Linked DNA regions of Mus musculus: all the other regions are linked to region 1. A link is a loop called in an ENCODE intact Hi-C map of the cell type or tissue named here. Cell type or tissue: heart. All regions are shown on one strand. Links, peaks and the distances in the headings refer to the core of each region. The heading gives the core; the rest is flanking DNA. Region 1 overlaps Ccl28 (chemokine (C-C motif) ligand 28). Region 2 holds the start of Zfp131 (zinc finger protein 131). Region 3 holds the start of Hmgcs1 (3-hydroxy-3-methylglutaryl-Coenzyme A synthase 1).

Evidence for each region. Peaks named below come from ENCODE experiments on the same cell type or tissue, not always from the same donor. Only the 100,000 strongest peaks of a DNase experiment are listed, where the experiment ranks them.
Region 2: a loop joins it to region 1, with 4 times the contacts of the local background. A loop is called at or near these places in 14 of 42 quality-filtered maps.
Region 3: it touches region 1 in a loop (2.7-fold over the local background); 12 of 42 quality-filtered maps call a loop at or near these places.

The regions. Positions count from the first base shown.
Region 1 is chr13:119,634,782-119,644,840 of GRCm38, forward strand. All of the region lies in intron 1 of Ccl28 (chemokine (C-C motif) ligand 28), which reads left to right. Among named protein-coding and RNA genes, the nearest start is that of Ccl28, 16 kb to the left of the region's middle. In heart, for the core only: a CTCF peak has its summit at 5,915 (motif pointing right); no DNase peak of the experiment used is centred there.
Region 2 is chr13:119,786,235-119,796,293 of GRCm38, forward strand. It overlaps Zfp131 (zinc finger protein 131), which reads right to left and starts at 4,498. Exons shown (of 8, transcript NM_001302548.1): 1 at 4,271-4,498; 2 at 3,915-4,053; 3 at 2,626-2,727. The coding sequence starts at 4,038. Gm46390 reads left to right here and starts at 4,037. Exons shown (of 2, transcript XM_017315657.1): 1 at 4,037-4,048; 2 at 4,139-5,455. The coding sequence starts at 4,037. The coding sequence ends at 5,308. In heart, for the core only: a CTCF peak has its summit at 4,867; DNase peaks (open chromatin) are centred at 3,877, 4,607 and 4,927; H3K4me3 peaks cover 3,092 bases; H3K27ac peaks cover 2,554 bases.
Region 3 is chr13:119,685,652-119,695,710 of GRCm38, forward strand. It overlaps Hmgcs1 (3-hydroxy-3-methylglutaryl-Coenzyme A synthase 1), which reads left to right and starts at 4,700. Exons shown (of 10, transcript NM_001291439.1): 1 at 4,700-4,862. In heart, for the core only: no CTCF peak of the experiment used is centred there; a DNase peak (open chromatin) is centred at 4,570; H3K4me3 peaks cover 2,872 bases; H3K27ac peaks cover 3,424 bases.

The sequences.
Region 1 (10,059 bases), core at 3,267-8,266:
ACTCTTATGAAGAGCATTTTGATCAAATGTTACAAGCTGAGAATGAAAAAAAAAACAAAATAAAACAAAATATATGGTTCAAGGGTTAAAGGGACACCAGGAAGTAGAATGGAGCTAAATCTTGTGTTCAAAGAGATAAACAGATCCAAGATATTTAATGAAATTAGAGGAGTGGTGATCTCAGGGCAAGATCGATCTTGTGAAAAGAATGTTGAATATGGGCCATTGGCACATATTCTAAATTAACTATGCATTCGTGATTGTATGATAGTTATATCATGTTAGGTGTTATTATGACCTGGTTATTGTTTATGCATTAAGAGATTGTACGAGGGATAGTTATATTATATTAGGTGTTATTATGACTGGGTTATTATTTTCATTTACACTTAAGGAGATATGATAGTGTATCAAATAGGCAAGGGGTGGATTGTGATGGTGATTCTTGGTTGTCAAGTTGACTATATCTGGAATGAACTGCAATCCAGAAATGGAGGGCACATCTATAATCCAGATCCTGGGACAGGAAAACAACATGGCTTTGATCCAGATCTTAAGACTGGAAGACACAGGCTTTTGATCTGAATCTTGAGGTGGGATAACACAGGTTTTTTTATATCTGGATCAACACACGCCTTCAATCCAGGTTTGAGGCATAGTGGCTGTGCTTATAATGATCTTGTGATAAGCAATTGAAGAGAAGCTTAGGTTCAAGCTTGGCACATGCCTTTAATCCCAGCACTCAGGAGGCAGAGGCATACACATCAGCCTGGTCTACAGAGCAAGTTCCAGGACGATCAGGCTTAGGTAGTGAAGGAAACCATGAAAATAGGAAGCTTGTGAACACGTAATTGAGCAAGGGGGGTCATGTTCCAGCCTCAGCAAACAGCAAAACTTGGCAGCTTCAGCCATGTGGTTTTGATTTTAGAATCAAGGACAGAATTTCCATCTATGACTAAGGAAAGCCACTGAGGCCAGGAATGTGTCAGGGGTATCCCTGCATGGAGGTTCAGAGTGGCCATTGTGTGAAAGGGGTTATGGAATCTCCCTTCACAACTAGGAAAGTTGCTGAGACCAGGAATGTGGAAGGGGTGTCCCTGCATGAAGGCCCAGAGAGGCCATTGAGTGAGGCTGTGAAGGTAGAACCCATATTGCCTTAGAGACTCCAAGAGGTTAGAGATGCCAAAGCCATGGGATATCTGCTGAGGAAAGTTTCTAACAGGGAATGAAACCAGCCCGAGAAAAAGAAATGTGTTACACTGGATATAGCAGAAAGGAGTCAGAGATTTGAAGAGATGCACAATTTAGAGTTTGCACAGCTGGTTTTTCAAAATTTTAGGCCAACCTGGCCTAGAAAGTAAGGCCCTGACCCACTAAAAGAAAAGAATGCACACATCAGCATCATGTTATTACAGTGTTCTAAATGTAAAGACACAAATTTGCTCACTATGTCTACAAAAAAAAAATTCTCTTAGGAAAAGGAAAATGGTTTCTTAGCTCTTTGTAAATTAATTACAGACAAAAATTAATTTATTGACAACTGAGAAAATAGGTAGCCATATTTTTAAAAAAGAATACTGACTTATAATACACATATAACAAATGCTGGCTGTAAAGAAAGTAGTTTTGATCATGACAGTTTCTTCAAAGTAATACACAAATAGTGTACCGGGTAGTTTTGTGTCAACTTGACACAGCTGGAGTTATCACAGAGAAAGGAGCTTCAGTTGAGGAAATGCCTCCATGAGATCCAACTGTAAGGCATTTTCTTAATTAGTGATCAAGGGGGAAAGGCCCCTTGTGGGTGGGACCATCTCTGGGCTGGTAGGCTTGGGTTCTATAAGAGAGCAGGCTGAGCAAGCCAGGGGAGGCAAGCCAGTAAGGAACATCCCTCCATGGCCTCTGCATCAGCTCCTGCTTCCTGACCTGCTTGAGTTCCAGTCCTGACTCCTTTGGTGATGACAGCAATGTGGAAGTGTAAGCCGAATAAACCCTTCCCTCCCCAAGTGCTTCTTGGTCATGATGTTTGTGCAGGAATAGAAACCCTGACTAAGACAAATAGCAAACAATAAAGAAAAACTTATAAAGCTATTGTGGGGAAAAATATTTTAAACTACTGACAAAAGATCAGTATCTGTCCTGGTTTGCTTTCTCTGTTATTGAGAGATCACTCTGACCAAAAGCAGGCTGGGAGAGGAAAGCGTTTACATGGCTTACAGTTTCAGGTTTCAGTCCATCATTGAGGGAAATCAAAGCAGGAACTCAAGGAAGAGCTGAAGCAAAAACCGGAGGATCCCTACTTACTGGCTCACTTACTGGATTCTGCTCAGCTAGCTCTTACATTCCCCAGAACAGCCTGCCTAGGGGCTGTGCCACCCACAGTGGCCTGGGCCCTCCTACATCAGGTAGCAGTCAAGAAAATGTCCCACAGTCATGCCAACAGGCCAATCTGATCAAGGTTATTATTCAGTTGAAGTTCAAGTTCCAATAAAAACTAACCAAGACAGTATTCAAAATAATTCAAGTTCCTATAAATAAATTCTGGGTTTTTTAATTTAAAGCCTTGTTAAATTAGTACTTGGTAATTCAAAAGACAAATCTGAATGCTTAGAATTTATCTATAAGGAAATATAAATTAAGTCACATTTTAAAATTGCCAAGAAATGAATCCGGGTATTTATTGTTTCTGCTAAGACTTTACCACTGAGTTACACCCCAATCTCAGCAAAGTTTCAAGGCAACATTACAAAATGTTGAAGATGTCAAAGGTATAGCTCTCATCCAGTCCACATGTAAGTAGCGTAAGTAAACATAATCAATACAAAGTTATTTGCATGGTCAAGTATAGGCAAGCATTCACAAATCCTACAACCGAACAATTCAACACATTTGTTCTGTGGTCCTCCAAGTGTATTCTGGAGCAATAGCATTAGCCTCCCCAGGAAAGCTGTTGGGGCTGCACATGCTCAGGTCTCACCTACTTAACAGTAGCCTCCGGCTTAAGATAATTCCAGATCATTCTGGTGCAGGTTACAGTCTGAGAACTAGTGGCCTAGGGAAATTCTGATGCAGCCCCAGGCAAACATACAGAAGAGCAAGCCAAGCACGGCCCACAGGTCTTTCTACGGTCCTGGGTGGTCTGGATCCAAATCCCAGTGCCATAATTTCCTGGTCCTTTGATTCAGGGAATAAATACTATGTAACTTTTCTGCACATCAGTTACACATTTGCTCCGTGAGAATGAGGACAGTTGCTTCTGCTCACAGTTTCTGTGAAGATTAATTAAGGCGGCCTCCAGTGCACAGCAGATAGTCAGTGCTGCTTTGTTCTCACTGGTGTTCACTGCAGCCTTGCTTGCAATAATGAAGTTCTAGAAGCCACTGCTTCCAAACAAGAAATGGAAAGTGGACAGGGAAATGGATTATAATTGATACAAGTTGGTTGTGGCTATATGAATGTGTGTGTTGTGTTGTGTTTATCCTTCTCCACTTCTTTACATATGATGGCACCAAAGTAGGATAAGCCTAAAGCTTCAACCATTCACTACGCGAGGTACTCTGCCTTTGGGGTAGCCTGCTGCTACTCTTCCCTAACACTTACCCCAGACTTCTCCATCCACAGAGTTGCCTACCGTTCTTCTTCAGTGTAATAACCCTTGAGTATCTTTTGCTTTAGAGGTGCTCCATATATTTGATTTCTGTTCCACACAAGATACTCTGTTTAGCTAGTAAATGAGTCACTTATTGTCCATTGGTTGTTAACTTATTCTCCAGAACTGACCAAAGTGTTTGCTTCTCGTGTCAGCAGGAAGGTCTCAGAGATCACTTTTAAAAGAACATCCTGACCTGGATCTGGTATGCCTTGTCCTTCCCAAAGCAAACCGGCACCTGCAGGATCCACTGTGGGTGAAGCCGGAGCAGATCGGCTGGAGCAGGATGGTAGTTCACAGCCTTTGGCTAGTTCACACATTAGTGTGTTTCAGACTACACAGTATACTACTTTACAAGCCCACTCCGCCAGACTTCTCTCAGATTTACATTTTCATCTATTTACCTTCAGAGGAATCCTAACTCCATCAGAAAGATCTGTGTTTGTGTAATCTATGATTGGAAATGGTTGTCCCATGACATTTGGCCTCATACAATGGTGGTCGTTATATAATGGTGGTCAGTATAGTCGTTAGGGGAAGATATACCCTCCCTGATCTATCTATCATCAGCTCTCCCTACAAAGTAAGTAACAGTGTCATCTAAGTAAAAACAATGTAACTGCAGAATAATTGACATGTAATTCTTTTATTAGCATGGATTAATTGTACAAAAGCGTGGATTTTATTACATTTTCATGCATGCATATATGGTGCGTCCATTGATCCAAGCCCTCTATCCGAATTTTTACTTTCTCCTTGCCTCCCACCCACATTTCTAGCAGATCCCCTTTACCATCTTTTTAAATCTTATCACACTTATCTCTTTATATGGGAGGATGAGTGGGTGCACACTTGCCACGGACACGAATGTGGAGGTTGGAAACAACTTTCAGGAGGTCGTTCTCTCTGACCACCGTGATGACCAGGCTCAGGTCATCAGGCTGCCAGCCACTTCACACTCTGAGCAATCCTGGCAAGCCCCTTTTATGTTCATGCCATTTTCCTCCTAATCCACTCAGCCGCTGACGTGCGCTGTATTAGTTAGCTTTGGTTGCTGTGGTCAGGAGCAACTTATAGAAGAGAGGAACTGTTATGGAAAGGAAACCATGAAGGCAAAGCAGGAAGCTGAGAGATCATATCCTAAACTGTATACAGGAAACACACACACACAGAGGGACAGAGAGAGAGAGACAGAGAGAGACAGACAGACAGACAAAGACAAAGGCAGAAAGAGAGAGAGGGAGAGATCTCTTCTCAAAGCCCTCTCTCAGTGATGCCTCCTGTACAGTAAGGCTTTGCCTCCTTAAAGTTCTACAACTCCCACAAAACAGCTCCACCCACTGGGTACCAAGTGTCCAAATCCCCGAGCCTGTAGGAGACATTTCCATTCATCACAAGGTAGGGTGTAGGCAGATCCCATAACCTGGGTGTTGCAAATAGCTCCACAACATATATGGGTGTGTTGCGTATTTCTGTGGTGTGCTGACTTCAGTCCCTTTGGGCATATACCCAGGAATGGTATAGCTGGATCACATGGTGGTGGTTCCGATTTTTAACCTGCATACCTATTTTTACAGTGGTTGTACTAACTTGGAATCTCAACAACAGTGTATCGGGCCCCCTTTCCTTTATATCTTTATTTTTTATTTTTATTTTTGGCTTCGATTTGGTTATGGTCTTTGTTTTTGATGATTCTCACTCTGACTGCTGTAAGACATAATATCATTGTACCTTTAAATTATATTTCCCCAGTAGCTAAAGATGCAGACAATTGTTTCATTTATAAACTAGTCTGGAAAGTGTCTATTGAGTTCATTTGCCCATTTGTTAATGGGGTTATTTATTTTTTTGAAGTGTTTGGTTTCTTTCCTTTCTGTATACATTCTGGATATTCTATGAATTGCTAGCAAAGAGTTGTTCAGAATATGAGGCCTGTCTATCCATTATTTTTCTTTGCTGTGAAGAGGCTTATTTAATTTGATGCAATCTAATGTCTCAATCCTTGCTATTACTCCTTGAGCGGCTGGAGCAATACTCAGGAACTCATTGCCTGTACCTGTGTCTTGACGTTTTCCCTCTATATTTTCCACTAGAAATTTCAAACATGATTCTCTTCTTCAGCCTACTTGATACCTCGAAATCTCTCTTATGTCAAAGTCTGGAGTCGTGACTGAAATCAAAGCAAGCAGTGGAGTGGTTTTTTTTTTTTTTTTTCCCCTTTCTGAAAATGCTGGCAGGACTTTGCATATGAGAACCTCTAGGGGGCAGTGTCATCCAATAGAATCTTGACACTGCCCTCATCCACTCTAAACCATTCATTTTCACCACCCAACTTCCTATGTGCCTCTTCAGTTATTTCTGGTCTTTTGTATTTTGGACCATATCAAGACATCACTGGTCATAACTGCCAACATATACTAAAAGCTTAGCTGCTTATCGCCTTTTAATTAATCTCACAGATCAAGTCGTCTCCAAATGAACTAACACATTTTTATATGCGTAGTGCATTTCAGTTTTATGAACCAGATATAGGTCCCTGAGGCCTACCTGACTTAAGATTGTTTCTTGAGTTGGTACCAGCACTTGAGTAACTCATATTCCTTAATTTCTGTGACTCCTCATTCCCATGCTTCTAAAGGGCACGTGTCATGATGGAGAGTTGCTTGGAACTGATAACAGCGTTCTGAAGCTGGCAGCCTTCATGGCTCCCCACCCCCACCCCACCCCACCCCCGGGAGTTCTGTATAGCCGTATAATCAAATAGGCTTTTTTTTTTTTTAAACTGTTCCTGTGATCAATACTTGAGAAACTCAACTTAAAAGAAAAAGTTGGTCATTTTGTTTAACGGTTCCTGAGGTTTCAGTCTGTAGTCCTTGGCTCTGTTGACTCAGGGCCTGTGACAAGGCATGACTGCAGTGGGACCACATGGCAGAGGCCACTCACGCTGTGGCACACGGGAAGCAGAGAGGACAGGATGCTCTCAGTAACTCACTTCCTCCCACTAGGTCCCCTCTCCTAAAATCTCCATCACCTCTCAAAATAATGCCATCGTCTGGGGACCAACCGTTCAAAACATGAATTTGTAAGGGATACTCCAGTCAATCCATAGCACATATAGTGAGACAGATAAGTGTGCTGATGGATACAAGGTCAAACTCTATTGTAATTTGGGATAGCAAGAGTATGACTGGGAGAATTAGTAGTTAGAAGAACAAGTGATTTTAGAAAATCAGTGTATTAATAAACAACTACAATTAGTGTCTACACACCAGAACTCATCACTTTAAAGTGGGACTCAGGGATTTTTGATATAATCACATTTGTGAATCTTTCATTGCTCTAATTATAGCATTAGATATAATTAACGGAAGGATATCCTGTTCCTGTTAGCAACCATTCCCATTTCCTCCTCCCAGCCTCTAGTGACCGTGAATCTACTTTTCATTTCATAGCTTAGCCTGCTCTGGGCATTCCACACAAAGTGGGTTCTGCAATGTATGCATGGTTTCTACTTTTGTGGATGGTTTCTTTCAGCTATGATTCCATAGCATTTTGAACACATCTCACTGAGCACTTACCTTGTTTTTTACTAGGGATGGAAACCAGCTGTCTTAGTGAGCATTTCTATTCCTGCACAAACATCATGACCAAGAAACAAGTTGGGGAGGAAAGGGTTTATTAGGCTTACACTTCCACATTGCTGTTCATCACCAAGGAAGTCAGGACTGGAGCTCAAGCAGGTCAGGAAGCAGGAGCTGATGCAGAGGCCATGGAGGGTGTTCCTTACTGGCTTGCTTCCCCTGGCTTGCTCAGCCTGCTTTCTTATAGAACCAAGACTACTAGCCCTGGGATGGCACCACCCACAAGAGGCCTTTCCCCCTTGATCACTAATTGAGAAAATGCCTTCCAGTTGTATCTCATGGAGGCATTTCCTCAACTGAAGCTCCTTTCTTTGAGATAACTCCAGCTGTGTCAAGTTGACACAAAACTACCCAGTACACCAGCATTTTCTAATACTAGGCAAGCTTTCTACCAATAAGCTATGTCCCCTGCCCAATACTCACTTAGTAGGTTACAGTAACTTGACCATCTGCCAGCCCCCTGTTGGACTACTGGGCAGATATTTCAAATTGAAAGTCTGTCATATGGTGGCCACTAGAAAAATATTTTCCAAACAAATTGCAAGATCCTGGTGTATGATGGTCTACTCTGGGAAATGATCATTTTCCTCCTTTGAGAAGTGGATCTGAGAAGAACAACAAATGCTTTGTATCACGTGTATAGTTAAAGATTTTATTTATTTAATTATTTTACATATATGATGAGTACACTGTAGCTGTCTTCAGACATACCAGAAGAGGGCATCAGATATCATTACAGATGGTTGTGAGCCACCATGTGGGTTGCTGGGAATTGAACTCAGGACCTCTGGAAGAGCACTCAGTGTTCTTAACTGCTGAGCCATCTCTCCAGCCCTTCACGTGTATAGTTAAAGTTTAAACACAGTTATTAACTAGAATGCATAGTTTACACGTTTTTGAAGACTTTTTGTAAATGGACTTACGTAGATATATAATTAAGATATTTGGGGACACTTTGTATAACCTATGTTCCTTGGAATATAAAAAATACATTAAATTGAAACTCTTATCCCTCCATTTTTGCATATGTTTATTATATTGTAACTATTTCATTGTGACACACATATTTGACTACATGCACTCCCACCACCTTTCGAGACTGCTGCTCTTCATCCTCATCCAATCATGTCCTTTCCTCCTATTGTGAGTTTCTTTAGGTTTCTTTTTGTTTTGTTTTTTGTTTTTTGTTTTTTGTTTGTTTTTTTTTTTTTTTTTTTTTTTTTTTTTTTTTTTTGGTTTTTTGAGACAGGGTTTCTCTGTATAGCCCTGGCTGTCCTGGAACTCACTCTGTAGACCAGGCTGGCCTCGAACTCAGAAATCCACTTGCCTCTGCCTCCCAAATGCTGGGATTAAAGGTATGCGCCACCACGGCTAGCCAGGGTTCTTTATAGAACAATGAGTACCTTACTAGTGGCTGCCCCACTGGAAAAGGTGTCTTTCCTTCCCCCAGCAACCATTAACTGACTATGGGTCATCTGGGAGAGATGAGACCTTGTGGGCCTCTCCACTCTTTTTTTCTTTATTTACATTTCAAATGCTATCCCCTAAAGCTCCCTATACCCTCCCCCTGCCCTGCTCCCCTACCCACCCAGGGCCTCTCCACTCTTAAGACAGGATGCAAATGGACTTGCTTGAAGGCCTTGTGCTTTTTTACATTGTAGGCTTTAGTATCTGTGATTTTATCGGTACCAAACACATCCTTTACTACACTCGGATGAGGTCCTACTGTTGATTGAGCATTTATTGGTGGGCATTTGCGGTAAGTTCTTTGAAGTCTTTCTCTTTTAATTTAGCTGCTTCTTGAGACAAGTGTGCTGGGGTTTTTTGTTTGTTTTTTGTTTTGTTTTGTTTTTGCAGTGATGTTTGGTGATATTCTACAAGGTTTGTTGTATTATTTTATCTCGAGATATTTTCTAGTTCCATTATAATTTCTTTCTTAGCTGAAAGGTTGTTCAGGTATGTGCTGTTAAATCTCGTATTCCGGATGCTTTCTTGTTTGATCCCTGGAACCATCATGGGGGAAGGAGGGAACCATCCCCCAGAAACATAATTAATTACCTGAGACAGTGGGATTGTATCCTAAGACTTTAGTTCCAAATTGCTTTTACTACAGACTCTTGAGTATAGGGGTATATGATTTCACTTATTTTTGCATCTCCCATTGACTAAATTTATGGTCTAATTGGTAAAAAAAAAATTTTCATTTAATGATTGAATGAGCATTGAGTAAGAAGTGTATTAGTGGTATCAGGTTTCAATGCTTAGAAATTAGTCACACATTTTACATTGCATAGGAAGTTGCTTTTCTCCCCCAAAGCTTCAGGTAGGCTTAGTACCTTCATGTGGGTTAGACATGGACATTCAGATCTTCCCTTCTCCCAAAGGCAGCTACATCTACTGCTTTGATAGACTGCTATAGAGAGGTCTGCATGTTCCAGCTAACTGTTGAAGCTCACGTCTGTCTCGTTTTGGGGCTGCCACCCGCACCCCTGTCCATTGCGATTTCTAACACTGTTTTATAGTGATATCCAGTTGGTGAGATGGGTAATGTGTGTGTGGCAGGTAATAAATTTACAGTGATTTTAGTATAAGAAATACATTTTCATATTTGTGCTGTGTCAAATGGCTCCTATCTTGACAGTATGAGCTTATTTATTGACAGTATAAGCTTATTTATTTATTAAGTCACCTCCCACCAATTAATATGTCTTCATTTGGCTACAAGACAGATTTTCTCAATCTTTATCAAATTGTGATCTCCTTTTCTCA
Region 2 (10,059 bases), core at 2,812-7,811, 150 kb after region 1:
GCCAGGATTATAAAGATTTTGAAACTAAATTCAAATTGGATGCATAGCTGAGAGGGTGTCTGAACCCAGATAGGTTGACTGCATGCTAAAACAAAAACAAAAGCAGTCTCTAAAGGATAAGAGCACCCACTCTTACACCAAATGTCCATGACATAATCCAAAACTACTTACAGTCTTAAAAAAAGAAGCTGTATCATTCAAGGTCTTTTACTAAACAGTAAAACTAAGACCCAAAATCAAGTGTTCTAATACATGCCCAGAACTTTACTTTTACCTTGGGATAAAACAGCAATTTCAGAATTAAAGGCTAAATGATAATTGATAACTTTTTTTATACCTGAACCCCACCAAATAACAAGAAAAAGTATTTTCCATTTTATTTTGCAATTTAGATATTTAGTATATGTGTACCACTCTCTATAATGGATGTATGTCAGAGGTGCTGAGAGACAAAAGAAAAAAAATCCTTTCTCCAGTGCTGCTTTCTGCTGCTTTCTCAATTAGCAACAAGAACTCTAGCCTGGGCCCTGGTTCCGAATGCCAGGTGTGGGGAGGCAGCGCAGTGTTCCCCGCGGTCCTGGTGTGCGGACTGGAGTTCAGACCCCCAGATCCTATGCAAACGCTGGGTAGATGAAGCAACCTGCCTGGAGTTAGAGCACTGGGAAGATAGTGGCAGGGCTAGCTCAACTAGCCAGTACTGGGAGCAACTGTGAGACCCTGCCTAAAGGAATAAGGTGGACAGCCATCAACGAAGACAATGATGTTGGCCTTTGGCCTGGACTGTGCACAGGCTCAGGAGTACCCACCATAGCCCCCCTCCCCCTCCCTTTCTTGATAACCTTCACCTAGTATAGTGAACTCCTTCCCGAAATGCACAAACCTTATTGTCCTCATCACAATACACCACCCACACTAATGGGCTCTAATATCTTTTTGATTCTTCTTTTAGACTGTTGCTACATTTTCAAGCACTTCAAGGAATGCTGTGTTCATAAAATTCTTCAGCTCTTGGATCTAGCACACTACATAACACAACAGCTAATCAATATGATGAATAGCTCTCACCTATTAAACTTTGGCAATACACCAAATATGCCAGGTGACAGGTTTTCTATGCACATTATTTCAACTAATCACTATAAGCCAATTAACCTGCTTTTAGATGAAAAGACAAATACACGACTGAGATGAAGTAACTTTTTAGCTACTTAACAAGCCTTAAGCTGATTGACTTATTTGGTAGCAAAAACAGTACTATCTAGGCAGCTAGAGTCTCACTAGCAATCCCTCTGTATGTCCAGGAAGCCTGTGCTGTCTATAATCAAAAAGTAATTTACCTGCTGATACACTAACTGAAATATATCAAAATGAAAGAGTTGTAACTCGCGTCTTCACTCCCCTAGGTTATCATTTTTTTCTCCAAGAGAAGTTTCTAAGCAACCCACCCAGAATAAAGAATATATACTCAGTAAAAAAGACACAAAAGGGGCTGGTGAGAATGCTCAATGGGTAAAAGCACCCACTGCTCTTCTGAAGGTCATGAGTTCAAATCCCAGCAACCATATGGTGGCTCACAACCACCCGTAACAAGATCTGACGCCCTCTTCTGGAGTGTCTGAAGACAGCCACAGTGTATTTACATATAATAAATAAATAAATCTTAAAAAAAAAAAAAACTATTTTAAAAAGACACAAAACATAGAAACCCTGAAAGAAGATTCTGTTTTACTTCTAACTGATTTTAGAATTTGATGGGGGGGCTGGTGAGATGGCTCAGTGGGTAAGAGCACCCGACTGCTCTTCCGAAGGTCCAGAGTTCAAATCCCAGCAACCACATGGTGGCTCATAACCATCCGTAACAAGATCTGGCGCCCTCTTCTGGAGTGTCTGAAGACAGCTACAGTGTACTTACATATAATAATAAATAAATCTTTAAAAAAAAAAAAAAAAAAGAATTTGATGGGACATGGGGGTTAGTACTGTAGTAGTAAAAGATAAAAGCATAATAGTACAAACTAAATGTCTGACTAGCTAGGAAACCTTAGTTTCATAAACTGTAGGAGCCTGATCCCCATATGCAAAGTACCTCCACTTTTCAAAAGATTAGCATGAGCCCCAGATAAGACACAAACTACACAGCACAATGCCCGGCACTTGGCCTGCCATTTGGGATTAAAAAAAAAAAATCATTTGCTTTCAAAGTAATACCTAAAAACTGATGGCCCCTTCTCTACTAATTTTTTTTATAAATTCATCTTCCCCAGTCCTCCCCAATTATAGCAGCCCATTTCATTTCATTTGTATATCACTACTTCTGATAGTACGGAGGTCTCTCCTGTAACTTAAAATATCTCTACCATCTCTAACATCCTTAAAGTCTAAGGTCACTAAAAAAAGATGGTAGTTTCCATTTATGCATGATTTGAAAATGACAGTGAACCCTGGTTTTAGCAATGGGCCAGACTTGTTAGAAACCAGCATCTATTACTTACTCCTGGAAGAATTCTCAAGTAATAAAAAGCAACGTGTCTAGTTGTCTACCAGTGACTATTGGTGTTTATTTCCCGGGAAGCCCTGCTAAACCAGCCAGTTATTTTGCTAAGTACTGTGGAAAATACTACTCACCTTCAATTTCAACCAAAGGCTCTTGAGTAAACTCCTGGAAGAATTTGTAGAAGAACTTACTGCAGGCAGCCAAAACAGCCTTGTGGGCCTTAAAATGGTGTCCTAAATAAGGGGGTGGGGTGGGGTGAAGAGATGGAGAGGGAAAAAAACACACTGGCATCAAAATCAAAGTTAAAATCCTTTCTTCACAAAATACATATCTTTACTTCAAAGTAAAAGCTAGTTTATACTAAGCAACAAATTTCTTCTAGCAGTTTCTGTTCCATTCAATTAAGTAGCAACCTACATTTAAACCCACTGAAACAGCTAAATATGGGCTGGAGAACTGGTTTGGTGGTTAAGAGCATCAGCTGTTCTCCCAGGGAAGCCGGGTTCAATTCCCAGCACCCACAAGGCAGCACACAACTGTCTGCAATTCCAGTTCCAAGGGACTTGACACACTCTTCTGACCTCCTCGAACACCTGTCATGGAAGTGGTGCACATATATACGTGTGCAGGCAAAACACTCGTACACAGAAAATAAAATGAAATAAAAGTTCTAAATATGACAGTGCAAAAGTTCACGTATCATTTAGAAAGGGGTGGGGGAGTACAAAGCCAGTGTGTTTGGTACAGGAAATTTTTCAATATGCCTAATATAGCTGTAGGCACAACACACCTACAAACTTTCATTATAAGGAACATCTTGTCTAGAAAGCCAATGTTCACTAAAAGGAACCCTAATCTGGATTTGCCTATACAAGCACGACTAGCAGATTCCCAATTTATTTTTTAGTCACTCACAGTGGGTATGAGTGTAGCCCCAATGAGTGTAGGTGGTTTCTCATCCACTTTCCTTTCCACACCATTTTGGAAAACTAGAATGAAAACTTCCCAAATGATTCTTGTGCTGGACTCCTCAAAGCAGCTTGCTAAGAACGGGCTTATTAACAAAAAACACTGAGACCGCCTCCTTGTTGCCTCCTTGTCTGACCAAACGTTTTGAGGTATCTTCTCTCTCTCCTCCGGGCACCTATCTAACGAGTGTGCAATTATAAAACTTGAGCATGCAGCAAGAAGTTAAAATGTGATGATGCATATCAGACTAGGAGATTAAAATCCAGACTAGCCAACCAGCTTTCTGCGGCATGGTCTACGTGAGCAGCACTGACAGGCGCCCTCCCGGGTCTGATGCAAACCCTCCACCGACTTTGGAAGAGAGCCCGGAGAGGGTGGGTACAAAAAGGCGGGCAGCGAGAGAGAACTGAAGCTCCCCATTTTTCCTCCTCTGCCCACTACCCCGACCCACCGTCGACAATCAGGGTGATGTCCGTAAACCGGTCCTGCTCCCGTTGTTCATTCAATCGGTCCAAGATCATTTTATGATGTTCAGGAAACTCCTGAAGGCATTCCATCGTCTCTTCAGCCTCCATGGCCGTCGGGGTGCTCTACAAAAGAGGAGCATGATAATGTACACCCATGAGCTCGGGCTGACACAAAACCCCTACAACAAGAAACCAAACCAAAACCCAGGTGCCGGGTGGAGGGGGAGAGAAGGGGGAGGGGGAGGCCGAGAGCAAGGCTGGGGAAGAAGAAAGGCGAGCCAGCCGAGCGGCCGCCGCGCGTCGCGGGCCGGAGCCGCGGCCGCGGAACTCCGAGCCTGACCTAATCGGAGCCTGGAGACGCGAGCTGGAGCGGGGTGGGCACAGTGCCGGGAGGCTCAGGGACGCCCGGGAGCGCAAGTCCGGCCGGGGAGGACCCCGAACAGCCTCGGCGGCCTCCCAACGGCCCGCCGAGCCTTCCGCCCGGCCCAGGCTGCGGCGGCCCCGGCCCCGGTCCGGCCCGCGGCCCACAACGACTCCCCGGGTCGCCTCTCCCTCCGGCGCCTCTCCCTCCTCTACCCCCCCCCCCCCCCCGCCCCGACCCGGCCGGCACTCACTCAGGGAAGGAGGAGCGGCCCGGGGCCTGCGCGTCACTTACGTCGACGTGCTGCGTCACCACGCCGGACGCGGACGCACCCGGAGCGCCAATCCCTGCGAAGCCTGGCCACGCCCCTGGGGCCCAGTAAGGAGGGGAGGGGGGAGGGAGCCCCCCCGGGGGGGATTCGGGGCTCCCCGCGCGGCGCTTCGAAGGCTTCCGTGGGCTCTGCTGCGGCTTCTCCCAGTAGAGCAAGGCAGTCTGAGCACCGGGAAGGCTGAGGCCCTGGCGACGCTGCGCTCCGGCAGCCAGCCCGCCCCCACCGGGCCCGTAGCTGCACTTCCGATCGCGAACTCCCGGTGGAATACCGGCTCGGCGGCCCGGGACGCTTATATCCCGCGGCCCCGCCCCGCCCCGCCCCCTTTCCGGAGCGGAGGTGGGCCCTTACCCTTACCTAGCTGGCGCCGGGGCCTCGTGCCTTTCTTTCCACGCTCTCTAGTCCCGTGGCGCAGCTGCTCGGGTACCCAGGCAGCTCCTCGCTCTCCATCTTCACCTCCGCGGCAGGGACGCTCGGACGATCAGCTAGGGGTCCCGCCGACGCACTTGCGCCCTGGGCTCGGCGGCCGCGGGGACGAGCAGGCTCCGGCGCCGGGGATCTCTATTTCTCTCTCTGTCCCCGATGTCTGCCCGGCGGTGGCAGCACGTGCCTGCAGACTCACCAACCCGGTCAGCCTGCAGAGATCCAGTTGTGATTCCTTCATCCCAGCTCTCCGCACCCGCCCCTAAAGTGGCTGGGGACTGCCACTCAGTTGCACGTGGCCGGCTCACTCATTCATCCCAAGAAAGGCTCGTCTGAGGGCAATGCTCTGATAGTTAATGGGTACTGATCGGTAATCTCAATGAGTTGGACAATAAAGACTAATGGAAAGTCCAGTCCTGTGCGAGAGTGGATGTATTCACTTCAAAAGTTTTTGAGGCAATGCCATTGTAATTGTTTTAATTGTAATTGTTTTAAGAAACGGGGGGGGGGGGGCGCGGAATTGGGCGAGAACACGCGCTTTCTACATTCAGACTTTAGTCTGAGCGGAGGTTCAGGTCTGAACAGCAGGTCGGTATTACGAACAAGGTAATCTGGAGAGTCCAACAAAGCGGTGTGAGTTGGAGCCAGACATAACACAGCACATGCAGCCTTGAAGGTCACAGTGTTCCTTTTGCTGGGACAGGCACGCGACAGCCTTAAGGGTCCAAGATATCCGATCTTTTTAACATTTTAGGAGTGGAATCCTTAAAGTCCAGCAGGAAGAGAATGGAGATAATCATTATGAGGGGGCAACTAAGTAGACACGATGATGTCAACGAAGTATTTAGCTATATGAACCTCTTTAGGGGAAAGCGCTAAAGCATTAAAGTGTGTGGATAATTTATGAAGAATCTTCGAGAGTGACGGATTAGCGCCTTGTAGATTGAACTGGTCTGCTGTATGTTTTTAGTATTAGGATTGTTGTTATTACACCCATTAAATTTTTTTTCTAAACTGGGCAGTGGTGGCACACGCCTTTAATCCCAGCATTTGGGAGGCAGAGACAGGCAGATTTTGAGTTCGAGGCCAGCCTGGTCTACCAAGTGAGTTCCAGGACAGCCAGGGCTATACAGAGAAACCCTGTCTCGGAAAAACAAAAAAAAAAAAAAAAAAAAAATTCTAGATTAATGTATATAATTGTTTTGTCTGCATGTACATATGTGCACCATGCGTGTGCCTCTTGCCAGAACTGGAGATACAGATGCTTATGAATTACCACATGGATTATGGAAATGGAAGAGCAGCAAGTTTCTCTTTAATCGCCAGCCCATCGCTCCAGCCCCTATTCACACTATTTCTTAGGACAAGAAATTACATATAAAAATAAGCTTTGGGGGAAACTCCAGGATGGAGGGCTGCTTCCCTGTATGTTTGAGTTGGTTAAGTGGAAGACATTTCTGTTTTAGAATTTGAGCTTCCCAACACAACACTTTCCATGACCCTGCTCCTAACATTTATTTATTTATTTATTTATTTATTTATTCATTCATTCATGTATTTAAAGGGTCTCACTATGTAGCCCTGACTGGCCTGGGATTTGATATGTAGACTAGGATGACCTCAAACTCACAAATCTACCTTCCTCAGCCTCCCTAGCACTGGCATCAAAGGCCTGCTCCTTTGTGTCTGGCCATAACATTCATTTTTGGATATTTGCCTAGTCGGAAGTTTGAAGCTTCTGTGCATAAAGCATCCAAGTGGAAGCAACAATGTTTATCCCTTGGAAAGTATCTGTTTATATACTTGAAAAAAAATGTTGAAAGGGCCAAGAAAGTGCAGCAAGAGGAAGGTGGGAAAACAGATAAGAAGGACATGAGAGAAGGGTGTTTCTAAAGCGGAAGGCTGGCTACTGGGGATGTCTCAATCGCCAGAAACCCACATAAATGCCAAGAGGATGTGGCGTCCCTCCTGTAATTCCAGACTTGCAAAGCAAAAATGGGATTCCCACAGTGGGCTGTTTAGCAAGACTAACCTTATCAGCAAGTTTTGGGCTTGATTAAGAGATGAATAAGGTGGAAGAGGGACGGAATGTGATTCCTCACATGAGCAGGGGTGCCCACACATGTGCAAAGAACAATACAGTGGGGCCAGGGCACACAAGAGCTGTTCATCTGTGCCAAAAGTACAGATACCAGCAAAGTCCAACTCAACACATGCACTCTCAGGTGTCTCAGTTAATTGACGCCCTTTTCAGGCAGCTCAGCTAGATTCTGCTTCTCTCCGGCATCTTTGCTTGCTTCCTCCGAGAGGGCCTCTCAGCTTTTATTATTTACGCTGTCAGGAAGGGGCCTAGTGAGGAAAGTGATCTTTTTCAGAGATGCTCTCTTGAGCTGTTTACCTTCCTGCTCGAGGTAGAGATGTTTCTTTCTTTTCTTTTTTCTTTTTCCTTCTCACTCAGACCTGGCTTGTTCCGGCCCAAAGATTGATTGATTGATTGATTGATATGTAAGTACATGTAGCTGTCTTCAGACACACCAGAAGAGGATGTCAGATCTCATTACAGATGGTTTTGAGCCACCATGTGGTTGCTGGGGTTTGAACTCAGGACCTCTGGAAGAGCAGTCAGTGCACTAAACCTTTGAGTCATCTCCCCAGCCCAGGATGAGATGTTTCAATCTTGGAGTGCAGAGGAATTTTAAGCCAGCAACATGGCTGCTTTGGCAGGAGATCTCATCCAAAGGCCTAGGTCTGTGTGGTCTGGCTGGAATGACACAGCGGCCATGTTGCTGGGTTAAAATTCCTCTACATTGGAGGGCTCTTTTATGAAACAGTTTATAGTGACCTTCCACTAGAAGACTAACTAACCTTTCCCGGTGTGCATATTAAACAGGCGTGGGCCTGGATTGCTTGGTAGATGGTGGCACTCAGTCAGAGTATGCACAGCCTATCTGACCCCAGCTTTTCAGTATAGACACGTATCTGTTCTCTGTTCATCCCCTTACGGCCTCAGGGATGAACTTGAACTGATCCTCCTGCCTCCACCTCCCAAATGGCTTTGAAAGGCATATATTATCATGACCAGTTTTATAAGGCACTGGCCATTGAACTCTGGGCCTCATGCACTGTAAACAAATGCTCTACCAACAAAGCTACATCTTACTCCATGGTTTAAAACATCTACCTGACTTGGTATTTTTGCTGTCTTCTGTACAACAGGAAGTTGTGGGGACATTCTAATTCCTGCACTCTCCTCCCCTTTGTGTCTTTCACGTGTGAATCTCAATATTGTAAATATTATTTTATTGTTTTGTATGTATCCATTCAGATCTAAAGTTGGCTCATAATTTACCCTTTTTGCTATTTTATTTTACTTTATTATTCAGCCTCACTCTGTATTTAAATTTTGTATTGCATTCCTTTTGTCTCCAAATTCTTTTTAGTACTTTGTTTAAGATGGTGACACACATCTTTAATTTCAACACTTGGGAGGCAGATAAAAACAGATTCTTGTGAGTTCGGGGCTAGCCTGATTTATATAGTGGGTTCCAGGCCAGCCAGCGATGCACAATGAGACACTGGCAAAAAAAAAAAAAAAAAAAAAAGGAGGAAGAAGAAGAAGAGGAAGAAGAAGAAGAAGAAGAAGAAGAAGAAGAAGAAGAAGAAGAAGAAGAAGAAGAAGAAGAAGAAGAAGAAGAAAAGAAGAAAGGAAAGTAAGAAAAGATTTAACAATGACAAAGTTTTACTTCTTTTTACTGGGAACTTTTTATGAAAAGTATCTATGATATTAATCTCAAACACATCTTTTAAACAATGCCTTTAGATGAGGCCTTCACATGGTTTGCTAGTAAAATCAAGAATACAAGATATTGTGCAGTGCTTTTAAAAAAAATAAATGTACTACTTTTTTATGTGCATTTATCTGTGTATGCTGTGTGTGTGTGTGTGTGTGTGTGTGTCCACAAAAGCCAGAAGAGGGCAGCTGGAGTTACACGTAGTTATAAGCCACCCAATGTAGGTGCAGGGCCCTGAACTTGGATTCTCTGGAAGAGCAGCAAACACTCTTTAACCACTGAGCCATCTCTCCAGCCCCTATTGAATTGCTTTTAAAAAGCGAAATGAATATTAAAACTTCCACTTCTAGAAAGTTGTTATGATTCTCCATCTCACGAAAAACAACTGAAAACCCTTCCTGTTCTATGAAATAGCAAACATAAGGAATCTGGCAGAAGCGGAGAAGAAGAAACTGATCTGGGAACCTCAGAACCTGACAGCGGTTTCCGGCTTACTTGTTTGCTTCTTGTATCCAGACTTTCGACCAATGAAGCTAGGAATGAACTAGTGAGCACAGCCAAAAAAAGCAAAACAAAACAAAACAAAAAACTAATAAAAACCTAACTTATCTGGCCAAAAGAACAGGAAAGGAGGATTGAAAACTTTCAGAGAAAAAAAAAATCTACTGCTCAGGCCAAGCATCCCAGAAATGATGCCTTGGCTCCATCTGTGCCTTCACGCCAACCAACGTTTCTGCCGTCTCCGGATTGTCATGCAGGCCAAGACTCTCAACTGTCTTCTGGTTGTTACATCAGCAGTAGCCCAGTGGGCAATTGGACAATTGGGACATTCTTTTTTTTTTTTTTTTTTTCTGGCTTTTTGAAACAGGGTTTCTCTGTGTAGCCTTGGCTGTCCTGGAACTCACTCTGTAGACCAGGCTGGCCTCGAACTCAGAAATTCGCCTGCCTCTGCCTCTCAAGTGGGATCAAAGGCGTGCGCCACCACGCCCGGCTCAATTGGGACTTTCTTTACCTGACAAGAATGAGAATAGCTTCCCTGTGGTTTCAGGGCAGACACCTGAGCATCCAGAGCACCTACTGTTGCCCAGTGTTCATTAAAGCCCTCTCCCTGGGAGTCCATGGAGACTAAGGGGAACCTGGGCTTCTGCATTCTTCTAACAGTAATAAGGCCCTGCCTCCTTTGCAAAAACCATGTCCTAAAAAAAAAAAAAAGCCTGTTAAATGTG
Region 3 (10,059 bases), core at 2,427-7,426, 50 kb after region 1:
TTAGAGCACATGGGAGTCACAAACAGAAGCTACAGGTATAGTTTTACAGTTTGGGGTAACTACACTAAAAACCAAAAATGTCAATAATGTATTTATTTAACCCAAGATAACCAAAATGTTATCATTACAATATGTAACTAATTTTAAGTGGTTGAGATATTTAACCATCACAGCCCACTCCCGCTCTGTGTGTGTGTGTGTGTGTATACATCAAGTTTTCGAGATCTGGAATGGCTTTTACAGCACATCTCACGTAATTAATGGTTGGCATATTAACAGCATAGGTCTTATGCAGTTTCTGCCACAGAACAAAGGGTAACGCAAAGGGTGAATTTACAATACTGAACCTTATTATTACATCTCCCGGATCCTTAGCAAGTTTCATTTTCCTTTCAGAGTAGGGCACTACAACAGAGCTTACTCCCTTTGATGAATGACATGTAAAGTGCTTAACCAACAATGTTTCTCACTGAAGTTTAGAACATCTTTTGGTATTTATTTATTTATTTATTTATTTATTTATTTAGGTTTCTCGAGACAGAGTTTCTGTCTCGAGCCCTGGCTGTCCTGGAACTCACCATGTAAACCAGGCTGGCCTCGAACTCAGAAATCCGCCTGCCTCTGCCTCCCAAGTGCCAAGTGCTGGAATTAAAGGTGTGCACCACCACTGCCTGCAGAACATCTTTTTTTTTTTTTTTTTTTTTTGGTTTTTCGAGACAGGGTTTCTGTGTATAGCCCTGGCTGTCCTGTCACTTTGTAGACCAGGCTGGCCTCGAACTCAGAAATCTGCCTGCCTCTGCCTCCCCAGTGCTGGGATTAAAGGCGTGCGCTACCACGCCCGGCCCTGAACATCTTAATAGATAGAACATAGCTATTAACTGTTAACAAGTCATAACCAGGGTATTGGCCTTTATGCTTTGAAGAAAAATTCAAGTCTTAACTGAATAAAAGGTATTTCCAGAACTTTGTTCTTTGGACATGTGACTACCAAACAGTTGTAAATTTCCATTTTTACCCTTCAATTTTAAATTGTGACACAACCTGTAAATGTCTAGAACACCGTGAAGGACTTCTGTTGAACTACTCAAAAAATTTTTTTTGAGTTAGAAATTTTTTATGTTTTATTTATATTTATAAAGGAAGGAAAAGAAGAAAAAGGAAGAAAGAGAGAAAGAAAGAAAGAAAGAAAGAAAGAAAGAAAGAAAGAAAGAAAGAAAATCACAAAAAAATCCCCCTACAAGAAAAAAAATCCTCCAAAACAAAACCAAGCCAAACCTTGCCTTCACTCTATCTTTGATTCCAGTTCTGGCTATTGTTTAAAGAAAAGTAAGGGAGAGTCTAGATGTGTTATCAGATTCAGAGTATGTGGGGGACTGCAGAACTTTCATTGTTCATGTGTACATATACATGTCATGTCAAGATTATTCTGCATTATCTTAAAGCCACCCCTCAGACCTGGAATGCATTTGAGGAGGTGCTTCTGTGAGGCCTTGGACCTCAGGAGACCTGTTTGTAACCACATTCTGTTCTGCTGTCTATCTGTCCTGCTGTCTATCTGGGTCCCTGATGGAGTCCATAAAAAAAATCTGGTTGAATATCAGACTTGAGTAAGGGTCTGCATTTTTTTTCTTTAAATCATAGCCATATGGTAAATTTTCTATTTTGTTCCAGTTCTTATTTACTGATGAACATGTAATAGGTGTTTCTTGGAAAAGGCCAACTTTTATTAAAATATTTCTGGAAGAAAACTTAAAAAAACAAAAAATAAATAAAACAAAAGAACAAAAAAAAACAAAAATAAAACTTAGCCTTTTGCATAATAAATATATGCATATAGTGCCATCATTTGTATAACAGTTGGTATTTTCTTAGTCTAGTGTAAGATACTATAATATTTTATAAAATCTTGACTTTTTTAAAGATTTATTTATTTATTTTATATGAGTACACTGTAGCTGTCTTCAGATACACCAGAAAAGGGCATTTGATCCTGTTATAGATGGTTATGAGCCGTTACATATGGTTGCTGGGAATTGAACTCAGGACCTCTAGAAGAGCAGTCAGTGCTCTTAACCGTTGAGCCATATCTCCAGCCCAATATTTTATAAAATCTTTGAGTCTTTTTTTTGTTTTTGTTTTTGTTTTTTTTTTTGTTTGTTTGTTTGTTTTTTTTTGAGACAGGGTTTCTCTGTATAGCCCTGGCTGTCCTGGAACTCACTTTGTAGACCAGGCTGGCCTCAAACTCAGAAATCCGCCTGCCTCTGCCTCCCAAGTGCTGGGATTAAAGGCGTGCGCCACCACACCCAGCCCTTACTATTCTATTTTGTTGTTCATTGCTCAGCCTTGCTAAACTGAAAATTACTTAGATCAAAAGGGCACTGTGTGCCTGGTGGGAGATGTTTGTCCTCATGATGGCTAGTCTTTTCTCACTCTACACTTAGAATTATTCGAAATCCCTTTTCAAGAACAAAGCTCTTCTTTCTTGTGTTTATCCTTCCTGCCTTTCAAAACATTCCAATTAGCCAGGAAATTTAGCTCCCCGGCCCCACCCAAAATGCTGCTTACCACAACCAAGCAAGGCCTTTCTCTTTGTTTATCATCTAGTAGCTTTAAGCTGTTTTATTCTAGGATAAAATGGGTATCAAGAGCAATATGAGGGAATAATGGCAGTTGATTGAATGGCCCCTGCTCTCTGAGTAACTTAGGCCATTCCTTCACAGTGGTTCCATATCCAACATATTTTGATACTTTACTGTTGAGACTGTGTTATGGGATCATGTGAACCAATATTTTTCAAAAGAGTTGAAGATCTTGTAGTCTGGCTGATTAGAACTTTGTGTTTATGGGGGACTTGGAATGTTGATGACCCAGGGCCAAAAGGACCTTAAGATAATCCCTCCACACCTTATAGCTCCTCACCACCCTCCTCTGTATCTCTGACCTGCTCTCCTTTTGACTATCAGATGACAGCTTCCAAATGTAGTAACAAAGCAGGTAACTACTTTTCACCAACCCAAATGAAAAATGTCACCACATAGCACAGGAGGCCTCCAGCAGACTTTTTTCCTGAACACTGTAACTCCATACTTGACATTATCACCATGCATTTTGTAAATGCATTTACTGTTTTTGTTCTAAAGCTCTAACAGTTCACACAGCTTCTTTTGTAGTGGAACACATCTTTCGGGGAAACACATACTCATGTTTCCAGCCATGGTTACCCATATTTAGCTCAGATAAGACCAAACAAATACAATGACACCTCTCATTCCCTTTGGGGCAAGGCCTGTTTTGCTTAGCAAGTTAGCATCTGTAGTGTACAATAAACTTCACACAGCAGTAGTGCTAAGAAACAATGAATTATCAATAGCCCTTATCCACAGTTCTTGGAGGGGTAATGGAATTAACATAAGAAGAATTGTGCCTGACAAATATACCTTAGTGGGTGCTCACAGCCATCCACTGGACTGAGCATAGGGTCCCCAATGAAGGAACCAGAAAAAGGACCCAAGGAGTTGAAGGGGTTTGCAGCCTCATAGGAGGAACAACTATATGAACTAACCAGTACCCCCAGAGCTCCCAGGGACTAAGCCACCAACCAAAGAGCACACATGGTGGGACTCATGGCTCCAGCTGCATATGCAGCAGAGGATGGCCTAGTCGGACATCAGTGGGAGAAGAGGCCCTTTGTCCTATGGAAGCTCTATGCTCCAGTGTGGGAATGCCAGGGCCAGGAAGCAGGAGTGGATGGGTTTGTGAGCAGGGGGAGAGGGGAGGTGATAGTGGGAGGGTGTTTTTCGGAGGGGAAACCAGGAAAGGGGATAACATTTGAAATGTAAATAAAGAAAATATCCAATAAAAGTTTTTTTTAAAAAAATGTATTTAATGATTAAAAAAAGGACGAAGAGTTAGTAATACAGTTCTGAACCTCAGTCATTCAACCTCAACAAAGCTAAGCAGTACAGTTTCTGTTTGGACCAAGTGCCAAAATAATAAATTAAAAAAAACAAACAAACAAAAAACGAAAACCAAAACAACAACAAACACTGATTTGTATAAACCTTCCTTCTCAGACAAGCCCTGCATCATTCTTATTCACTCCTATATCCTAAAATATCGTTTTTTAGGTTTACTTATTGTCTCAGTCGCAGTTTCTATAAAAGCCAAGGTAGTTTAAATTGGACACTTAAGAATACTTACAAATTTAGAAATTCTGGGTGAAGCATTATGCTAAAACTTGTGATGCAGATGCAATTTGCTGCTCTGGAAACTTAGAAAAGAGTCACGACTGAATTCAAATCAAGTATTTCAAATATTTTACAGGTGAAGCCGAGCTGTGGTTGCTAGGCAACCTGACAGCCTCCCAAGCGGGGGACCAACTCACCTCCCACCCTTGACCATCTCTCCCCAGGAGTGGGACGCCGAGTCGCCATTGGTCTCTATCTCCTCTCACTGACCTTCAATTGGTCGGAGAACCTCTCACTCCGCTCCCGTTGGCTCTCGCCGTCTCTCGCCGTCCCGCCATTGGCAGGCTTGTTCTCGGGCCACCCTACGTCACCGTCTCACCCCACTTCCCAGGTCCTCGGACTTTGTTCCCACCCCTTACCCCGCCCTTCCGGCAGCGAGGGAAAACCCTAGCGAGTCCCCGCCTCTCATTGGCTGAAAGCGGATCGGGGGGCGGGCGCTCCCGAGCGACTCTGAGTCCCGGGATTGGCAGAGGTAGCCGCTGTCCCGCCCTCTGTCCCCTCCCGGCGCTGCCCGAGTCGGGTGGGTCGGTGGCTATAAAGCTGCGGAGGGCGGGAGGCACAGTCTGCGGTCTCCTTGCTTTGCTCGTTCTTCTTCCAGGGTCTGATCCCCTTTGGGTGAGTGTCCCGCGCGGGGCCGGCCAGCCAAAGGCCGAGGCCGCGGGCGGCGTGTGCGGGGAGGAGGCGGTGTCCTTGACCAGGCCGGAAGGCTCTGCGCTCTGGTCTGGGCTAAGGCGTGAGCCGGGTCCCGGAGGATGGGGCGCTGGGAGCGAGCTTGTGTGGGAGCTTGAGGGCTTGGGGACTCCGGAGGGGACCCGGACTCCACTGTGCGCCGGCGGGACGCGCAGAGAAGGCAGAGGGCGTTGAGGGCTCCGTGTTCTGATGACATAGTCAGAAGCCGGAGTCGCCTTAGAGGTGCCTGTGACCACCGAAGTGGAGGCGTCGGCAGGGGATCAGAAGGGAGCTGGGGTGTCAGAGCGACCCTCGGGTTAATGGTGGACCCCAAAGGGATGGGGAAGCTCAGGCTCAGAGGGAGGGTTGTAGGTTGGCAGGGGGTGTGTCCTGCCTCCACTTACAGCATTGATGAGGGAAAGTGGGCAGTGTTACTTCTCCCCAATTCGGGTGCAAGAAATCACAATTGTGATTTAGACCTAGCCAAGGATTGATGGCCTGGACCCCTTTGGTACGTGGCTTGCTGAAAAGCAAAGATTAGTGAGCTCGGCACCTCCCCCCTTTCTCTCCCCTCCCTCTCACTTTTCCCCTCCCCCTCCCTTTCTGCTAAGATGTTCTCGTCTACTACTGTTAATAACAGCCAGCCTTAAGTGTTATAAAGATGTGATGGCCCAACCGGCACACAGACTTTGGTTTAAGTCATGGAAGTTTCAAAGCAAGGTGTATGGAAGTCTTTGGAAACATGACCTTCTTTGACCAGTGGTAGGGAAAGAATTGCTTGGCAACATTCTGGAGGAGGGAATTGGGGAGTAGGTGGCAGGAGGTTGTCCTTCTTGCCAAGCTTGCCCCTGTGGCCTTGGCCTCAGGCCATCTCTGCCTGTTTTCTCTACCCACCTCTACTGCAACCTCCCTCCTGCTGGTGCGATGGCTGCTAACCTTTGCTGTATTTTAGGGTTGAATCTTGAGAAGCAAGGGCATGCCAAACATTAACAAACCAGACTACTCATAGTTACAGATTTTTTTTTTTCCTTCCATGCTGTGGTTTAAATTTTTATTGTGCAGATTCCATCAGACTGGAGACAAGGCTGAAAGTCCTCCACAGATATCTGCAAGTGACTCTCTGCAGGTTGAGCCTTCTCAACAGTGCATGTTCTTTGGTCAGACTTTTAAAGTTTCAGTTAGTTTTGCATGGAGATGGAGAGTAAGCATAGCCTGTCTCGTGAAAAGAAAGAGAGGCTGTCTTTTTGTGGATGTAGCTCTCCTAAATTAGCAAAGTTTCCCTTTAGTGTAATGTTCTCTCGGGTTTCTCTGACACTGGGGAAGAGGGAGTATAAAGATGATGTTTGAAGTCATCTGGGCCTTGCTTTTAATGTTTGTTTTTTGTTTTTCACAAATATCCCTCCTGATTGCTTATTCATATCATTAACAGATGGACTTATTTCTGAGTTTTGTTTTGTTTTTAACTGAGATTTTAGAGACATTGTTTTTAGAAGAAATAGAAAATCCCAAGACACGGATGGAACATAGGTGTCTGGAATGATTTAATGCCTGGCTGGACTTCTAATTATCTAGGAGAACTGAATTTGTGGTTGAAGGAGATAATGAACTGTGTTTAAGAATCTCTTTATACAATTTTTTTTTTTTTTTTTTTTTTGGTTTATCGAGACAGGGTTTCTCTGTATAGCCCTGGCTGTCCTGGAACTCACTCTGTAGACCAGGCTGGCCTCGAACTCAGAAATCCTCCTGCCTCTGCCTCCCAAGTGCTGGGATTAAATGTGTGCACCACCACTGCCCATCTGTTTATACATTTTTGTATTTATGTAAGCAAAGAAGTCGAAAGTGACAATTGCTTCATTTAGAATAAAGCCTAGCCTTGGTACTTGATGGCTGGTCTGACAGAGCCATATAGCAGACAGCTGTGTCACTTTTAGATTAAAAAGGTTGAGAAACGTGTTACCAAATGAATGGCTACATAATAGCTCGGGAGTCTTAATCTGCTCATCCTAATGCTTGGCACTTGTTGATGTTTGCTTAATGTCTGTCAACGGAGCAATAAAGAGAAACCAACCTTTTAAAGTTCACCCCTTGTTGGGTTTATGGTTACTTGTGGGTTCCTGTGAGAATTAGTGGAAGACTGGCAGATGCTCTGATTCCATTTGGGCTCCTAACAATGTTCAGATTAGGATCTGAGCATGATTCAGACCTACCCTTTGCTTTGAACCATAGTGGTAGGAAGCCAATTTCTTTAAACTCCTAGGCACTGTTTGGCCTTATACTTTCTCTTATCTCAAAAGTGATAGCAAAACTTACTAATAAATAGGCATTTGAATCTAAAAAGAAGTCCTTGGATTATTCTAATTCCAAATTCACCCAACCTTTAAGTATTCTTTAAAAAAAAAGATATATTTATTATTATATGTAAGTACACTGTAGCTGTCTTCAAGACACTCCAGAAGAAGATGTCAGATCTCATTACGGATAATTGTGAGCCACCAAGTGGTTGCTGGGATTTGAACTCAGGACCTTCAGAAGAGCAGTCAGTGCTCTTAACCACTGAGCCATCTCCCCAGCCCACCTTTAAGTATTCTATACTCTTAAGTCTCTACCACTGCTCAGAAGGATAGTTCAAAAAAATCAGATAGCTGGATGTGGTGCATACCTTTAATCTTAGTACTCAAGAGATTCAAGAGAACTTGAATCTTTGCAAGTTCAAGGCCAGCCTAGTCCACACAGTGAATTCCAGGGCAGCCAGACCTACGCAGGGACCGTGTCTCAAGAAACAAAAGGAATCAAAATATGTTGTCCAATGCAGATAGAAAAACTGTTCATAACTAATATTTCAATGGCGTAGGCTGTGGTGACTTAAGTGTGAATGACGGTTTGAATAGGAATACAGGTCCTTGATTAGAAAACTGGTTTATCTAGGGAAGTTTTGTAGAAAAGATGACTGAGAAGAGAGCTGTATACGTGTATAGCTGAGGTTAAAGACTTTATAACAATGTTTGCTTATGTGCTCCTAAAGGAAGATGAACGCTCTAAATATCCTGGTTTCTCTTCAATAATGCAGTAGATCAGCCAGTAACTGCTTACAATAATCAAGTACCAGGTGTGCTAGATTAGCTTATCTGTGTTTTTGTTTGAATCAAGGCTGGGAAGTGAGCTAAAAGGAGAAGACCCGTTGAGTCAATTTCGGCAAAGAAAGTAGTATCAATTCTAGATGGTCTCATTAGTCTGGGCCAAATTCAGAATGCCTGTATTGTGATTTGCAGGTCTCCAAGCCTTTGTTGTGGTATGTGTGGCTGTTTACAATTCTCTGATAGGGTTTTCTCCAAAGTGCCATTTACTGCCTCTCTTCTCTCTTCCAGATCATATGGATGTCCTGTATGTTGCCTGTAATTAGCCCTACAGCCCTCTCAAGTTCTTTCTTGTGTTAGTGTGTTCAGGTTCTCTTTGCGAGTCTTTTTTTCTCTAGTTTAATCAAAATAGAAAGAGGACTGAGGGTGTGGCCGGTGTTTGACTAGCTTAAAGGAGGCCTGAGATTTGATCCCAGCACTGCAAAAATAAGTAGAAAAGGGGTATAGTGACATTTCAGAGGAAATGCCTTTGATACGAACTACAGTCTGGCTTCAAGGCCTTAGTAAGTTACTCTATCTCAACCCAGGGAAGGAATGTTACTTTTTACCCTACTGAGACATGGTCTTGATTTGGCCTGCTTAATTTACAGAGACCGTAGCATAATTTGAGACAAAAAATAAACAGTAAGCTATTTTTTTTTTTTTGTTTGTTTTGTTTTTCGAGACAGGGTTTCTCTGTATAGCCCTGGCTGTCCTGGAACTCACTTTGTAGACCAGGTTGTCCTTGAACTCAGAAATCCGCCTGCCTCTGCCTCCTGAGTGCTGGGACTAAAGGCGTGCGCCACCACGCCCGGCCCCACATGTTTTATCTTCTCAGAGTAAGCGGGGGAAGAGAAGGGGGTTGGGTATTTCCTTTATTTTACAGGTGATTGGAAGTTGAGATTCCAAGAGACACAACTTACTGCTAAAACTCCCTAGTGTAGAGCAAACTCTGGAAGCTGTAGGTCCCTTGATTCTAGAGCTTACTTCTGTTTCTTCATCCTTGAATCTTGGTGACCCATGTTTATAGAGAAGACTATCCCTCTCCCAGATCCTTGTCCGTTCGCAGTCTGAATGGTGAGGTGATGTTGGTTCCTCAGCAGAGCCAAACCTGCCACCATAAGACTACCCAAAGGCAAGCAGTCCATGAACTTTAAGTACTGCATTTGTTGAATTGGGTTTTTTTTTGTTTTGTTTTGTTTAATATAGTATAGATAAGGAAGTCCCGGTTGTAACTCTTTGAATTGAAGCCATTGATTTGCATAGTGCCTTATGACTTTAAAAGAAGTTCTCATTTGAAACTTCTAGTGGCTGAAGGAGGAACCGGTGACCGACCTGGAGACCACAGTTCTCTGTCCTTCACACAGGTACGGCACCCGTTGTGCTTCGTAAGGAATGTGTTTCCTCTAAGGGGTGCGATTTTGATCCTAGCTAGTAACAGTTTGTATGTGCCATGTGGGCTTTTCTTTTCCCTCTCCCTCTCCTTTCTTCACTGTGTCACCCTGGCTGGAAGGGTGTGCCTGCTTCTCCCTCCCAAATGCTGGGAGTTAAGGCATGTACCATCACGCTTGGAGCCATATTTTCCTAAAACTATATTACCTTTAAAAATTAGTTAATGCTATTAATGTGTCTGGAGACTTTCTAATTTTATATTTAAAAGTTAGTGTTTACTTATATAACATGAAAAGTATAGATAATAAAATGTAGCCATATAACTTAATCTGAAATAATCACAGGGTGGCTTGCTTATTTACTTATTTATTTATTTGCTGTTAGTCTGATGCAGGATGTTGTTTGATAACTCTGATTCAGTTCTTCTGCCTCAGCCTTCCAAATGCTGAGATTTTAGTAGTTTGATGGCACACTCTGCATCAATAATGCTTTTTAAGTTATAGTTTCAAAAGACACTTATCTGGCTCTGAGTGAGTCCATGGGCACATGAGGATAGACCGGAGCTGCAGGGTTTAGATCAGCACCCTAATTATATGCAGTATCTTAGTACAGTTTCTCATAAGAAACAGATGCTGACC